Regions from separate parts of the Homo sapiens genome. Here region 2 is linked to region 1. Evidence: chromatin contacts called from ENCODE Hi-C or POLR2A ChIA-PET data. All regions are on one chromosome and are shown on one strand. The core of a region is the stretch at or near the end of the contact, and the rest is flanking DNA. Distances in the headings are between cores, read along the strand shown. Region 1 holds the start of MFAP2 (microfibril associated protein 2). Region 2 overlaps SELENON (selenoprotein N).

The links. Hi-C counts contacts between places; a loop is a spot of excess contacts on that map. ChIA-PET counts read pairs that join two places held with the same protein, here RNA polymerase II (POLR2A).
Region 2: a map of transverse colon shows a loop between it and region 1 (26-fold over the local background). The contact joins the enhancer-like site here to the promoter of MFAP2 in region 1. A Hi-C loop is called at or near these places in 1 of 168 maps with a recorded cell type or tissue (transverse colon). POLR2A ChIA-PET finds 5 or more read pairs at or near these places in 1 of 52 experiments (activated CD4-positive, alpha-beta T cell).

What each region holds. Positions count from the first base shown.
Region 1 is chr1:16,978,425-16,983,369 of GRCh38, reverse strand. It overlaps MFAP2 (microfibril associated protein 2), which reads left to right and starts at 2,750. Exons shown (of 9, transcript NM_002403.4): 1 at 2,750-2,783. RefSeq lists enhancers at 3,469-3,974, 3,975-4,482, 4,483-4,945.
Region 2 is chr1:25,803,030-25,807,855 of GRCh38, reverse strand. It overlaps SELENON (selenoprotein N), which reads right to left. Exons shown (of 12, transcript NM_206926.2): 3 at 2,581-2,714. Among named protein-coding and RNA genes, the nearest start is that of SELENON, 5.2 kb to the right of the region's middle. Within about 2 kb of position 1,780, at least 13 of the 41 ENCODE cell types and tissues checked have a DNase peak (open chromatin) inside an H3K27ac peak, as active enhancers do.

The DNA.
Region 1 (4,945 bases), core at 1,501-4,000:
AAAGCACAAAAAAAGGAAAAAGGGAAGGCCCCTCTGAGGAAGGGAGGGTTTGATCTGTGACCCCATGGAGGAGACCTCAGCCAGTGCTCGGGAGGAAGAAACGCCTCAGTGTGGGAGGGAGAGGGGTTTGGGAGAAAACCCCCAAAGGCCAGTGGCTGGAGGAGGAAGAGGAGGCAGAGCCAGGCTGCCATAAAGGGCCGGGGCCCTGGAAGCCACAGGGAAGTTGAGCCTCTAACCTGAGTGAAAGGCGATCAGTAGAAGGGGCACGATCTGCGGGGGTGAGGGAGGCAGGACCCACGTGGGAGAGCCCAGAGTGGAGGCTATCGCAGAGCCCAGGCAAATGATGGTGGTGTCAACTAAATAAGAAATCAGCCTTTTGACCAGGTGCAGTGGCTCACGCCTGTAATTCCAGCACTTTGGGAGGCCAAGGTGGGTGGATCAGCTGAGGTCAGGAGTACGAGACGAGCCTGGACAACATGGAGAAGCCTCGTCTCTACGAGAAATAAAAAAAAAAAAAAAAATAGCCAGGCATGGTGGTGGGTGCCTGTAGTCCCCACTACTCTGGAGGCTGAGGCATGAGAATCGCTTGAACCCAGGAGGCAGAGGTTGCAGTGAGTTGAGGATGCACCACTGCACTCCAGCCTGGGAGATAGCAAGACCCTGTCTCAAAAAAAAAGAAAAAGAAAAAATCCACCTTTTGGCCAGGCACAGTGGCTCATGCCTATAATCCCAGCACTTTGGGAACCCAAGGCAGGCGGATCAGCTAAGGTCAGGAGCCTGGCCAACATGGTGAAACCCTGTCTCTACTCAAAAAAAAAAAGCAAAAATTAGCCTGGCATGCTGGCATGTGCCTGTAATCCCAGCTACCCGAGAGGCTGGGTTGGGAGAACCTCTTGAACCCGGGAGGTGGAGGTTACAGGGAGCCGAGGTCACACCACTGCACTCCAGCCTGGGCAACAGAGTTAAACTCCATTTCAAAAAAAAAAAAAAAATCAGCCATTGAAAAAATTAAAGTTAGTTTTATTGAGTCTTACTGAGGACTGCACCCTGGGAGAGGGTTTCAGAGAGTTTCTGTTAGACTGCGCCAAAGCAGCATTTCAGCCCACAGTTTAGATACAGAGGCAGGCGGTTCTGTGTGTGCTCAGAAGCTATGGTCAGGCACGGTGGCTCACGTCCGTAATCCCAGCACTTTTGGAGGCTGAGGCGGGTGGATTGCTTGAGCTCAGGAGTTTGAGACCAGACTGGGCAAACACGGCAAAACCCCTTCTCTACAAAAAATACAAAAAAAAAAAAAAAAAAAAAAAATTAGCCAGGCATGGCGGCTCTTGCCTGTAGTCCCAGCTACTTGGGAGGCTGAGGTGGAAGGATCACTTGAGCCCAAGAGGTGAGCTGTGATGGTGCCACTGCACTCCAGCCTGGATGACAGAGCGAGACCCGGTCTCATTAAAAAAAGAAGAAGAAAAATTTACATCAAATGTCTTCAGAAGCTACACTAGTGCAAATCTCGCCAAGGTTTGGGTTCGAGGATGCACCTAGTTATATAGATTATAGAGGCATAATCGTCAATCCTGTCAGGTGCTATCTTATGTACAGGAAAAGGCACAGCCAGGATCATTTAACTTATATTTTCTAACAATGCAGTGATTCAGGCAAGAGGCGTGGGAGCCTGTGTTCTGCCCTGCCTGCCATCTTCAAGGCATCCTTCCGTTGGGCTGCCCCCAGTCACTGAGTCAGGGCTTTGTCAGCTTCTGACAAGCAGAAAGAGCAAATGCGGTTTCTTGGGATTGCAACTTGGTCTCACAGTGGCTTAGGCCAGGGTGGGAGCAGTGAACGGAGTCACAAAAGAAATTTTTCAGGTAGCATTCACGGGTGGGTGCTGGATTAGATGCAGGGCTAAGGGCAGGGGAGGAAGCCTGGGTAATGGAAGGCTGCGGGGCCAAGGGGGGACTGGGAATCCTGGAGGGCCAGGTCTGGGGGAGAGTTAGGAGGTCGTGAATTTGGACTTGGATGCTTGTTGAAGCTGATGCATCTTGAGGACATTTGTGGGACACATAGGCTGGGTCAGGGCTGAAAGAGGTGCTGGTTATGGCCGGGGGCAGGGACTCATGCCTGTAATCCCAACAGCCCAGGAGGATGAGACAGGAGGAATGCTTGAGGCCAAAATTTCGAGGCCGGAAGTTCCAGACGAGCCTGGGCAACACAGCAAGACCCTGTCTCTAGAAAAGGAAAGAAAGAACCGCTGGTTGTGGAAGCCAGCCATGGCCCAGAGCTCAGCAGTGTAGGAGAGGAGGGTGCGGGCCTGAGAGAGGCAGCAGGCTTGGCTGGAGAGGCAGAAGGAAAACCAAGGCAGGAGAGTGTCCTGGAAGCTGGGAGAAGGCAGAGGGAGATCGAGGCTTACTTTCTGGCTGAGGGGCCTAGGGTGAGTCACTTTGGGAGGCTTGATTTCCTCCTCTGTGAAATGGGCAACACACCTACCCTTGCCCACCTCACCCCCCTCACCCCGTCGACGTCGAGTGAGGAGCAGCTGTGAGGAGGAGGAAGCTTTGCACAGACGTGAGGACGGCCCCGGGCGCCTCTACCCCGGGGACACCCCCCCCCCCAGGAGATGGAACCCCGAGGGCACGGCGTGGCGGCCCATGCGGGCAGCTCGCGTTAGGACCCAGCGGCTCCGGGGCTGGAGGGCGGGCGCCAGCCCCGTCGGGGGCCCGGAGGGGGACTCGGAGCGGGCCAAGGGGCGGCTCCGGCGGGCGGACTCGGAGCGGGCGGCGGAGTGACCCGGACAGGTAGGCGCGGGCCTGGCGCTTGGGGGCCCCGGGGGGCGGTCAGGGGCGTCGGCGGGTCCCCCGGCGCGGGGGCGAGGGTGCCAGGCTCTCTGGGTCCTCGATCCTGGGGCAGCCGCGGAGGTTCCTGAACCCCGCGCCTTCAGAGCGGAGGCCAAGGGGGCACCTGGAAAGTTTGGGGTTGCTCTGCAGAGAGAACGCGAATTGGGAAGGGCGGGGAGCCCGAGTTTGGGGGGAGCCAGAGGTGAGGTCGTCGGGGGATGGGACATCTTTTGTTCTCCCGGGGAGGTTGGAATGTGGCGGGTGGGGTGGGGGGGGGGGGTCCGGTGGGAATGGCCGAGACAGAGACGCAGAGAGACAAAGAGAGATCAGAGACGGGAGCGCGAGGGCGCGCGGAGCAAGTTTCCGCGGCTGATTGTTCCCAGCTGTGCGGCGCTGCAACATCTGGGTTTCTCCCGCCGGGACCCCTCCCCCTGAGCCCGGCTCTGGAGCCGGCAGAGCCCTCCCTCCGTCTGATGTCTGAGCGAGCGTCGGGGCCCCCTGTCCCCCACCTCCCAGGACGCAGGGGAGTCGGGGGTGGGGGAGGCCGCAGCTGTGGAAGAGGCCAGAGGTGGGGGTGGGGCAGCCTCCCAGGCAGGTCCTGGCCTCCCGCACGCCCCAAAACCCCTTCGTCTAGAAGAGCTCGGAGATGTGGTCCCGTGGGAGGAGTTCATGAACTCCACACTGACTTCTCTCTTTCCTGCCTCCCCGCTAGCCCGTGGGCCTCCTTCCCCCAATAAGCCTGGGTTCGGGGGCCAGTCCTAGGGGAGGAAGACTCCCCGCAGGGTACCGACAGGCATCCCCCAACACCTTGCAACCCCTCTTGCCCCAATTCAGCGCCTTCTGCTGAGCAGCGGGGGCTCCGACCGACCTGACGGATGGGGAGAAGGGCAAGGAAGGCTCTCTGGGTCTTTTCATCCCCCTCCCATGAGGAGGTCAAGGGTTTTCAGAATGGGGTGTGGGGAGCCAGCTATCCCTCGCCTCTGGGGCAGCTTGGTCCTGAGCTTCGTCTCCCGGCTCCCACTCCACCTTAGTGAGGTGCCTAATGCATGAGAGGAGCCAGGGGGTCAGGAGGCCTCAGGATTGAGAGGAAGGAGGGAAAGACCTCCTGCTTTCTCCCCTTTCCCTCCCCTCTCCCTGGACTCCCAGTGGGGAAAATAGACCAAAGTTGGGGTTTCCAGCTAGCTCTCTGAAAGGACTTCCTGGGTTGCAGCCGGGAGGGGCCCTCCTGGATGGACCCCGCCCTCGCAGCCCTCCCTACAGAAGGCTGACGGACCTGAGGTGGCCCTCCACTGAGCTGGGGCTGGATGTGGGGAACCGGAGGCTCCCCCAAGTCCCACCGTGTAGCCAGGACTGGAGGCTGGGCTCTTGAATGTCAGGAGCCTGATGAAAGCCACGGACCCCATGCCCTCTCCCTCCAAATGACACACACACTTGCCTACAGTGTCAGGGGGTGCAGAACCCCCAGCCTGGGTGATGTCACGGCCCCTTCAGTGCTGCCTTTCTGGGATCCAGAGGAGCCCCCTCAGGCTTCACTCTCGTGCTTCCTGCTGCTGCAAATAGCCCGGGTCTCGTGAGCCTGTGATGCACACAGCCAGGTCTTGCGAGGCCTGGAGGCCTGGCAGGAGAGGAGTCTTCTGGGAGCTGGGAGCCCTGCCCGGCCTGGCCGCTCTGGGGGCCGGGCAGGCCCATGTGTATGTGGTTTCCTGCTGAGCAGGATGCTTAGGGCCCAGGGGCTAATTGGGAGCAGGTGGTGGCTTGGCAGAAGCTGCTGAGTCCAGGCGGTGATGCCGGCTGGCCAGGGCTGGGGTCCCAAGGATGGGCCTGGGTTCAGTGATTCACGCAGTCAGTGCCTTGGACACCCAGGGAGCCACTGGGCCAGAGGGCTGAGCACGGGTGTGGGTGAGGACAGAATGGCCTGGGCTGGGAGCACATTAGGAATGTCCCCTTAGTGAGCAGGGCAGGGTCCGCCCTTCCCTGACCACATCAAGTACACCCACTACACGGGGTTTGCTTGTCAGGATCAGCCCTGGAGCTGGGTTGGAGGCCTTGTCCCTTGTGACCTGAACACCTGGGTGGGCCAGCAGGGACTGGGATGTCCCTCCACTCCAGCCCTCCCATGCCTG
Region 2 (4,826 bases), core at 531-3,030, 8.8 Mb before region 1:
ATGGCTCGGAGAGGACGCTCAGAGACCACAGAGCTGTCTACACGTCGGCCAGCATTTGGGGAACAGCAGATTCCCTCTTCTGTCGCCACCTCCCTGGCAGCAGGAGCTCAGGCTTGGTGGGAGGTAGGAGGAAAGCAGGCAGGGAGCTCCCACAGAGACAGATTTAACAGGCGGTTCTCAAGGCAGAGCTGGCTGTGCCGGGCCAGGCCGAGCCCGCCTTCCTGGGTCCTGCTTGTAGGCTTGCCACCCCCTGCAGGGGACCTGCCAGCGATGGGTGCTGGGCTTGCTGGGGCTCTGCTCGGGGGCCAGGGCTAGGGGTGCTGCTCCTGCCTCACCCCAGTTCTTGTTGTCTGTGCGGACTTATCTGCTCAGACCAGCCCATCACTGCCAAATCCATGGAGATGGGTTCCCCATCTCCTTTTGTGGAAGGTCAGACCGGTTTTGACCACTTCCTGGACTCCTGCCTATCTGCTGCACTGTCTCCTTGGCTGAGAAGAACACGTTTATTCATTTGTTCATTCCACAAAATGTTTTATGCACCTACTGTATAGGAAGTTTCTATCAGGGTACACTGTGCACCCTGTCTTCTTGGAGCTTATAGTGGGAGACGGCAAGTAAACAGGACCCAAAACGGGCAATGCCCTTCCCTGTGAGCTCCTCCTTGGAATTTCTGTCCCTCCCTGAACCTGCAGCGATGAGGTTAAGAAAGGGGCTCCCGGCCGGGCATGGTGGCTCACACCTGTAATCCCTATAATCCCTGTACGCCTATAATTCGGGAGGCCGAGGCAGGTGGATCACGAGGTCAGGAGATTGAAACCATCCTGGTCAACATGGTGAAACCCCGTCTCTACTAAAAATACAAAGAAATTAGCCGGGTGTGGTGGTGGGCACCTGTAGTCCCAGCTACTCGGGAGGCTGAAGCAGGAGAATAGCTTGAACCCGGGAGGCGGAGCTTGCAGTGAGCAGAGATCGCGCCACTGCACTCCAGCCTGGGCGACAGAGCGAGACTCCGTCCCAAAAAAAAAAAAAAAAAAAAGAAAGGGGCTCCCCAGCACTGCTTCCCTGGGCTGGGCCAGGTGGCAATTCCGCCACAGGTGCCAGCCTCAAGGTCATTCCCAAGTTTCTTTTGCCATGTGGCTGCCAGGCTCTAGAGTTGGGCACTGCCAAGGGGCTGCTGCTGGGCAGCAGACATCCAACATCCCCTGGGGACCTCAACTTCAACATGTGCAGACTGACCTCATTCTCTATCCCCTACTCCCTCCCCGCCTACAGTCCCCATCTGGGCAAGCAGCCCACCATGCCCCTGGTCACAGCCAGAAGCCTGAGTCATCCAACTCCTGCCCACCCACTGTCCATGAGGAGCCGCTCCCTGCCCTTCCTTCCCCAGCATCCTCCAGGCTGCCCTTACTCTCCATCTCCTCCGTCTCCCCTCCAGAACTGGTCTTCTTGCCTCCCACTTCTCCCCATTCTACACATGCCCCGTCCCTGGCCTGGAGAGCCCAGGTCTGATGAGAAAGCTGTCTTATTTAAAATCTGCACGATATTCAGCCACCATAGAATGAAGGCCAAAGGCAGGCAACAAAGCCCTTGGTGGGGTCTGGCACCTTCTCTCCTGGCCCCACTGATTGGGATGCCCCTGTGTGGGTCCTGCATGCCCCCTGGGCCCAGACACACCCACTGCCTGGCCTCAGTGACCAGCCTGGCACTCCTGCCTTCAGGCCTCTGTTCGTGCTGAAGTGGCATTGGCTGAGATGAAAAGGCTGGGTCGGGCTGTGTGGGCTGGGCACAGAGAGGCAGTGTTCCTGGCAGAGGGAACCACATGTGAGAAGGCTCCCAGTTGGAAGAAAGCCTGGGGATTTGGAAGGAAGGAAGTCTGGTGTGGTTGGAACAGAGGAAGCCCACAGAGGGGAGGAGAGAGTGGGAGAGAGTGCAAAAGGGCAGGCAGGGGCTGAGGCAGCTTCATCCTGCAATGCGCTCAGGACCCTGTCCAAAGGGCCTTGGGTTGGGGAGGGGCTGGCAAGGAGAGCATCTGTCCACCTCCTACCTCCACCTTCTCAGGTGCCCTCCCCACCCCACAGCCCTCTGCTGGGGACCAAACCTCAGGTCTAGATCATCAGAGTTCAACAGAGTACCTATCAGGAGCCAGGCATCATGCTATGCCCCGTGGGGAAGAGATGGATGTGTGGGAAGTAATCATCATAGTGTGTGGGAAATAATCATCATAGTATGTGGGGCGGCTGCACTAACAGGGTCTCTACTGCACTGCTGCTTCCTCCGAGACCCCCCCAACCTGTGCTCAGTCACCCTGCTGAGCCCTCCTCATCCTGCAGTCTACCAGATGTCACTTCCTCTAGGAAGCTATCCCAGATTCCCCAGTCTGGGGCAGAAGCTAATGCTTCTCTCTCCTGCTCCCCCAGCAGGCTGTATGCCTGGACAGCAGGGACAACATCACCGCACATGGACCTCCAGGGCCTGGCTCTAGTGGGCACACAGAGGGCAGAGGAAAGATGGATGAATGGAGCAGAAACTCATCTTCGGGATACACACAGATGACCCCACTGCCTGTGGTCCCCAACTCACCCCTAGGAAGCCATCTTTGCTCTTGGTCATGGTCTCCGGGAGCAGAGGCTGGAATCGGGCTTCTATGGTGAGCGTCTCCTCGCTAGGGTCAGGGGGCAACTCCTCCTCCTCGCAGCTGGCCGCGGGAGTTGACCCTATGAGACACAGACATCGGAGAGGCACTGCCCTTATGCTACAGGGCTCACCTCTCCCTCATCATCCACACTAGCTGGTGATTAACGGAGCCAGGCAGGGGGTGGGGGTAGCTGGGGTGTTAACAGTCACCAAAGTAACAACCAGTGTATCGCATTTTAGTTTCAGGATAGCCCAGGGAGGCAGATAATAACATTACCAACTCCATTTGACAAATGAGAAAGTGTTCAGAGAGGTAAAGTCACTTCCCCAGGTCACATAGCTAGATGGTGGGGGAATCGGGATTGAAACCCAGGCCTGTTTACTCGAAACCCATGACCAACCACGACCCTTTTCTAGGTCTTCTGGGACTGAGAGGAACTCAGTCAAGGGAACCGGAGTAATGAATGAAGCAAGAAACAGAAACAGGCTCTTTGGTGTCATAGGGAGAGCACTGGTTTGAGAGTGAGGAGACCCACTTTCCCCTGCTTTTTTTTTTTTTGCGGCGGGGGGGGGGGGGCGGGGGGGGCATTGCCCCAGCTGTAGGAGGGGCTGGACTGGCAGTGTGGCTGGATTTGATTTCTTGGATCTTTTCCTGCTCAGAGATCTGGCAAGTCTATAACCTTCCCAGTATAGAAGGATTCATTTTGAAAGGCTAAGGGACAAATGACGCCTATTTCAAAAGGGGTGAGTAATAGTCACCAGTAACAAAGTGTAGCCAGCGGAGGGCGGGGGTGGGTCTTGCCCTGTCTGCCCTCTCAGGGCAGGGTAGTGGTACAGAGATGATGCCTGGCATTTGCTGACTGACTGGCTAGCAGGCTGAATGATGCATTAAAGCAGTTCTCAACCAGAAGTCCTCAAAATCACCCAGGATGCCTTTAAACTACAGATGCTCACAACCCACCTCAGACCTACTGAATGAGAATCTGCAGGGGTGAGAGTCTGGAATCTGCCCTTTTAATGAGCACTCCCTGCTGCTCCTGATCCAAATCCCTATTCTGAAGAATCACTTATTTCTGTATTTGTAAGTCAATGAGGTAAAACTTTCCAAAACGCAATCTAGAAACCCAAGAAGAAGGGAGCAACAGGAATATGCAGGGTTATTAGTAAGCCTTGCTTATTCAATTATTTTACTGATATCACAGATAAATATTAATAATAATGATTCCCAAGGCAGCTCATGCCTGTAATCCCAGCACTTTGGGAAGCCGAAGCAGGCGGATCACCTGAGGTTAGGAGTTTGAGACCAGCTTGGCCAACATGATGAAACCCCGTCTCTACTAAAAATGCCAAAATTAGCTGGGCATGGTGGTGCACCCCTGTAATCCCAGCCCAGCTACTCTGGAGGCTGAGACAGGAGAATTGCTTGAACCTGGGAGGCAGAGGTTGCAGTGAGCCGAGCACTCCAGCCTGGGTGACAGAGCAAGACTCCATCTCAAAAAAAAAAACAAAAAAACAAAAAAAACAAAAACCAATAATAATGATGATGCCCCCACCACCTAGCTGTATGATCTGGGGAAGGGACTTCACCTCTCTGAGCCTTTGCTTTCTCATTTGTCAAATGGAGTTGGTAATAATGTTATTAATTATAATACTACTACTCAGCATTTTACAGCCCTTTGGCTTTTTAATAAAAAGTTTTATTTCCTGACTTATGAGTAACATTTGCCCATTATAGGTAATTTGTAAAAATTTTAAGGGATAAGGCAGAAAATTAAACACTCTCATAACTCTACCAAATAGAACTAGTTGGCTCTATTTCCTGCTTGGATTTGATTCCCCCTGCCCTTTGATTTCTCAATACTTGGTCCATTTTTGCATTCACAGCCTAGAGGTAATGGGGGAATTCTTTTACCCTGATGGAGAAAAAGATTTCTGTGCAAAAAATTAAAAGTGCACCTCAAGCTTTGCTAACATGTCATTATGAGAGAACTCTCACTCTGGCCACAAAAAAGGACAAAGAGGTAGCTGTGCAAATGCGCAGAAGTGTATGCAAAACAAGAAGTACAGGCAAGGCCACAAGGGGACGACCTGTTTATCTGCCCATCTGCTTTCATGACAGAACTGCCTGCCACTGAGAGACATTGATACACATCCACTCCAGCTCATTAGCATTTTTCATCCAACCTTCCTCC